2 separate regions of the Homo sapiens genome follow, and region 1 is linked to region 2. Evidence: chromatin contacts called from ENCODE Hi-C or POLR2A ChIA-PET data. All regions are on one chromosome and are shown on one strand. The core of a region is the stretch at or near the end of the contact, and the rest is flanking DNA. Distances in the headings are between cores, read along the strand shown.

Region 1 (2,799 bases), core at 1-2,500, 340 kb before region 2:
CCTCTAAATGCGTTGGAACAAACTTTGCATATTATTATTAGTATCATCGTCATTGAAGTATTAAAAGTCTTCTTGGGGGTGAGCTGAATGAGATCCTTTGCTGGAACTGCCGCAGGGAGAAAAAGTCCTCGAGAGAGGGTAGACACTGTGGAGGGAAGAGCTTGGGACCAGCGTCAGGAGAGCTGGGTCCATCTCCCTCTCTGCCCCTCACTACCCTTGTGACCTTTAGCAGTGTAAATAATCCCTCTAAGGTGGGGACAAGACCCCAGTCCCTGCTGTGCTCAATAAATGATAATGCTCGAAATAAATAATCAGTGAATGTGGATGGGAAAACTAAGTAATTGTTAAAACTCTGTGGTGTATGACATTTTCATCTACAGAAAAGTGTAGGCTAGGGGTCCTGGGGAATGGTTAGTAATCATAGGTGGAGTTCCATTGGGAAAAAAAATGCTCCTAAAGCTGACGAAGATGGAAGGGACACAGTTCGTGATCATGGATGGTTCATTGTCTAATGGGGGTTGGTACCAGATGGTAAATGACAGCTGGACGTGGTGGCACTCGCTTGTAGTCCCAACTACTCAGGAGGCTGAGGTGGCAGGATTGTTCTAGCCCTCGGCTAGAGCGGGAGCGGCTTGGCGTTTCTGGGGGGTCTGAATGGGTCGCAGCGAGCGCGATGCGGTCGCGGCGGGGCTCAGGTGCGATGTGCAGCGAGGTGCGGGAGCTGGACGCTGCCGGTTGCCGCCACTCCTCAGCCCTGCTTTTCAGTCTCTTTTCAGTCCTCCTCGGGATCGCGCATCACCCCCACCCCCTGCACTTTCTGGTCTCTTCTTGCACTTGCTCTCCTCACCTCTCCTCCGCCTCCTCTCACTTTTCGGACAAACCAGCCCTTCTGAAGTCCCTGGGTTCCTGGGCTGTTCCTGTGAATGGCATTCGAGGGCCCTTCCAGCTCTGCCGCTGAGGCAGTCACATCCCCCGGTGCTCAGAGCGGCTCTCGGGTCCCTGAAGCCCTGTCCTCTCCCTGGAGTCCGCGTGTTCTCAGCTCCAGGGCGGGCCGCAGTCCCTGGAGTTGGGGCCCTCCTTTTTTCGGGACCAGGAGCTGGTGCTTCCTATTGCTGTGGGGACTATGGGGCTCCTGACTCTCAAGCTGAGGGGTTGGAGCCTGCCGGCTCCAGGCAGAGGATTCTTCCTGCGACTGCTCCCATCCCCAGCTCATTATCCCTTCGCCTCCCGTTCCCAGGGTTCTTTCCTCTCTGTCAACCCTCCCAGCTACTGTGGACTCCAATGATCTAAGGACACCAAGTTCCCTCCTACTTCCTCAGCTTCCTTTCTCATGGCCCCCTGGGTCCTGTTGCCCTCCCTGCTCCCTGCTACCCCTTTCTATCTGCAGTTCTCTGATCCATTTGTAGGGTGTCCTCTGCCCTCATCCCCTGCTCCCGTCCCTCCTGCCTCCCTTATGGGCCTTTCCTACAAGCAGCCTTCACCCAGTGCTGCCCCTATGCCTCTCCATTCCCAGCTGTCCCTGACCCTAACTTTCTGGTGCTGCCTTTTGTCGGGGGAGTCTTCCCTCCATCCCACTCCCCTCCAGGCCACTTAAGGGGAGCCCTGGTGCTAATGAAAGTTGGGCCTTAGGCAGGGCGCAGGGCAGCGCAGATGCCCCCTCCCCTCCAGTGCAGATGCCTGCTCTGGGCCCTGCCTCAGGTGACCCGTTCCCCACTCCTTCATCCTCAGCCTCACCCTCTTGAGGACCCCACCCTGAAACCCTCAGGTGCTGGACCATCCCTCCCTGGTCCCTCTGCCCCTCTCTGCCTTGGGACCTTATGCTGTTCCCACCTCTTGACCAGCTGCCTTCGGCCCTCAGCAAGTTCTCACCTTCCCCAAACCCCACCCTCCCCCAGACAACCCCTCCCTTCCTGTTCTCACTTTACCCCAAGTTCTCCCAGGGTCACCCCCACTTCCTTCTCATGCCACCCTTTAGTCCTTGCCCTGCCCATCTCCTCACCCCCACCCAGACCCAAAACAGGCTCTAGTCCAACGGCTCCTTGACCCTCATCCTCTTTCGGTTCCTTGACCCCGGTGGGCTGTCAGTTCCTAGACTTCATATCCAAAATCTTCACTTACCACATAGTGGGCTGTGGTCATCCCCTCCTCTGGGCCTTCTCCCAGCACCACCTTCCTCCTGTGAGGGTTTTCTAACCTGAGCCCTCTTTTGGAGTGTGACTGCTCCGCCTTCAGCACCACTCCTCTCTGAAGGCCCTTCCTCAGGCCTTGGTTTTTTTCTCTCTGACCAGGACCCCAGCCTCTTTCTAATTCTATATTATTGTTTGGTACGCGGTGACAATTTCTTTTTTGTTGTTTAATTGTTGTAAAATATACATATAAAGTTCACTATTTTCACCATTTAAAAGTGTACAGTTCAGTGGCATTAAGTACATTCACATTTTTGTGCATCCTGAAACTCTGTGCCTACTAAACAGTAGCTCCCCATTCCTCCTTCCCCCTGGCCCCTGGAACCACTGGTTCTACTTTCTGTCTCTATGAATTTGGTTATTGGGAATTATGCTGCTATGAACATGAGTGTTCAAATATCTTTTTAATGTTCCTGCTTTCATTTCTTTTGGGTAAATACCCAGATGTAGAATTTCTGGATTACATAGTAATTAATTTTTTAGTTTTTGGAGGAAGCAACACACTGATTTCCATAGCAGGTGCCCCACTTTGTCTTTCCCAATGTACTACACAAATGTTCCAGTTTCTCTACCTCTTTGCCAAACTTGCTTTCTCTCTCTCTCTCTCTCTCTC
Region 2 (2,986 bases), core at 106-2,605:
TCCCTCCTTCCCTTTCTTTTTGTTTGAGATGGAGTCTTGCTCTGTCACCCAGGCTGGAGTGCAGTGGTGCGATCTTGGCTCACTGCAACCTCTGCCTCCCGGGTTCAAGCGATTCTGGTGTCTCAGCTGGGATTACAGGCGCACACCATCACACCACGCTAATTTTTCTATTTTTAGTAGAGATGGGGTTTCGCCATGCTGGCCAGGCCAGGCTGGTCTCAAACTCCTGAGCTCAAGTGATCAGTCCGCCTCGGCCTCCCAAAGTTCTGGGATTTCAGGCGTGAGCCTCATCTATGAATCTCAATTTAGGACAGTAAAAGTGTCATTACAAAATATTTATTGTAAAAAAGGGTTGGAGGTTGAGAATCTCAATTCTAGTCAGTCTCTCAGTGTTTGGTTTCTTCCTACCATTTTTCCCCCTAGGACCAGCCAGAAAGCAGCTTTTTTTTTGTCCCCCCCAACAAGGAGCCCACTGTTTCCTCTCCCAGCCCAAACTCAGGCCTACGAACAACAACAGCACAACACACACACACACACACACACACACACACACACACACACACACACACACCCCTCCACTTCAAGGTATAGCCAAGAGCTTCTGGAGCCGTCAAAAAGGTCTGTACCTGCTGTCTTTAGAGCTTCCAGTTTGCCCTTGGTCAAGAAATACTGTTTGCTAGGCTCTGCTGGAGTACATCAGGTAATACTGGCTTCTAAACCACCCTGAGGTTCTTTTCTCTTGTCCTTTTACTCCCTTCGTACTTCAATTTCTCTCCTTGATGTCCCCCTCCCTGTTTTGTTTTTTGCCTCCAATCCGTTCTGCGCGTTCCCTGCAGAGCAGGCGAGTAGCAATGCTGCTGGACCATGGAGCTGCTCTAGTCTCCCAGAAATCTCTTCTACACCCAACCCTTCTTGCGCTTAGGTGGTCCTCAGTCCCCCTCCCCCACCTCCTTCTGACCCAGGCTTCTTTCTCGCCCTCCGGTCGCAGTTCTCCTGGGCATCTGCCTCTGCCTCTCTCCTCTCACCCGGATCTAGGGCTGCCTTCTCTTTGTGCAGCCGTCTTTCTCCACCTTCATCCCAGACTCCCTGTCTCAGCGCCAGCTCCTCTGCCTTTGGCTCGGGTTCCCTCTCCCCCACCCCAGCTTCCAGTTGTTTGGCCCGCAGGTCCCTCGGCAGTGACCGGCGCCCCCCGACGAGTGCGTGTGCACCAGGGCACCTCCCTCTCCCCCACCTCTCAGCCCCGCGCCTCTCCACCGCCCGCCCCACCGCGCTGTGGGCGGTCCAGGGCGGGGCTGGGATCCGGGGCGGCTCCCGGGGCTCGGGTTGTGGGAGGCGCCCTCTCCCCGGTCTTCCCCTCTCTTCCCCCCGCCCTGCCTTCCCTTGCACCCTCCTTCTTCCCTCCGCCCGGGAGCTCTCCCTGGTCCCCGGCGCCGCCTCCTTCCCTCCCGGCTCCCCGCTCCCCGCTCCCGTGGCTGCCGCCGCCCCGGGGAAGAAGAGACAGGGGTGGGGTTTGGGGGAAGCGAGAGAGGAGGGGAGAGACCCTGGCCAGGCTGGAGCCTGGATTCGAGGGGAGGAGGGACGGGAGGAGGAGAAAGGTGGAGGAGAAGGGAGGGGGGAGCGGGGAGGAGCGGCCGGGCCTGGGGCCTTGAGGCCCGGGGAGAGCCGGGGAGCCGGGCCCGCGCGCCGAGGTAAGAGCCAGGGCCCCGGGTTAGCAGGGCTCGGAGAGGGGGCGCGCGGCGTGGTGGGGGAGGGGGCAGTGGGCGCAGGGCCCAGCTGGGGGAAGCGGGGCTGGGGGAGAGGAGGAACCGCGGGGATGGAATCGGGGAGCGCTGAGGCGGCCGATGCCGGGAGCGTGGGTAAGCCAGGCTTCTGCGAGCCGCGGGGGCCGGGGGAGAGGAGGTGGTGAGAGGTGGAGTCCCGGGAGGGTTGGGGGCCGAGGGAGGCAGGAGGAGGGTGGGGACAGGCTTTCTCTCCTCCTCTCCCCCCACCCCGCGCGGGGCTCCGCCCCCGCCTCCTCCGCGGGGCGCTCTCTTGGTCCCCAGGCTGAGCCCGGTCGGAGCCTGCGAGGCAACCGGCAAGAGGTCGAGTAGTCTCCGGGTGCGGGCCGCGCCGGCGGGGCTCGGTCCAGTCCTCATGGCCGCCTCTCACTTAGATGTTGCTGCTGCTGCTACTGGCGCCACTCTTCCTCCGCCCCCCGGGCGCGGGCGGGGCGCAGACCCCCAACGCCACCTCAGAAGGTGCATCCTTCTTCGACGACCTCCGGCCCTCCTTCGCTCCACTTCCCTTTCCCTGCATCTCCTCATTTCTGGTCCTCATCACTATCCCATCAGTCCCACATATCATCCCGGTCTGGCAACCCCTTCTGCTCGGCCCGACTTTACTACTGCTGACCTCCTTCTGTCACCCCACGTTACTATCCAGCACCTCTTTTCTCTGCCCACATTGCTACACTATACCACCTTCCTGTGCATTTTCTCCGCCTCAATCCCCTTTCCCAGCCCCACATTACTACCTCAATTACTCCCTTTTCTTGGTCCCACTTTGCTGTCCAGATGATCTTATTAGCCTCCCTTTATCCTCCTATCCTAATTCAACTCGAATATCCTCATTTAGCCTTTTTTTTTAAAGAAAAGCTCCACCCACATATCATACCCTTCATGATTTCTTAATTACTTTTCTTTCTTACCTCCACCCAGCACCCTTCCCTCCCCACTTGTGGGTTCTCTCATCAGCTTTAACCCTGGCCCTTTACTCTCTGTCCTTTAGCCAGGGGATCTGTACCTGTCCCCACTCCCACCCTCTAGTGCCCCATCCCTCTTCCTCTGTCCCCAGCCTGCCCACAGACCACGCCCTACTCTCCCCTTCCTCCCACTGGGGAGCCTGCCTTTTCCTCTTTCCCACCATTCCTCTCTGTATGCCTCCCCGACTCACCCCTTAGGTTGCCAGATCATACACCCGCCCTGGGAAGGGGGCATCAGGTACCGGG

The links. A loop is a pair of places that touch in the nucleus more often than their neighbours do. ChIA-PET counts read pairs that join two places held with the same protein, here RNA polymerase II (POLR2A). Pooled maps may share reads with other maps.
Region 1: a map of ascending aorta shows a loop between it and region 2 (4-fold over the local background). The contact joins the promoter of HCG9 here to the promoter of GABBR1 in region 2. A Hi-C loop is called at or near these places in 1 of 168 maps with a recorded cell type or tissue (ascending aorta) and 8 of 50 pooled maps. POLR2A ChIA-PET finds 5 or more read pairs at or near these places in 7 of 52 experiments (AG04450, CD4-positive, alpha-beta T cell, H1 and 3 more).

Annotation. Positions count from the first base shown.
Region 1 is chr6:29,973,566-29,976,364 of GRCh38, reverse strand. It overlaps HCG9 (HLA complex group 9), which reads right to left and starts at 1,250. Exons shown (of 3, transcript NR_028032.1): 1 at 848-1,250. It also overlaps the pseudogene MICD. RefSeq lists enhancers at 173-822, 823-1,473.
Region 2 is chr6:29,631,552-29,634,537 of GRCh38, reverse strand. It overlaps GABBR1 (gamma-aminobutyric acid type B receptor subunit 1), which reads left to right and starts at 1,355. Exons shown (of 23, transcript NM_001470.4): 1 at 1,355-1,688; 2 at 2,153-2,237; 3 at 2,939-2,986. The coding sequence starts at 2,153.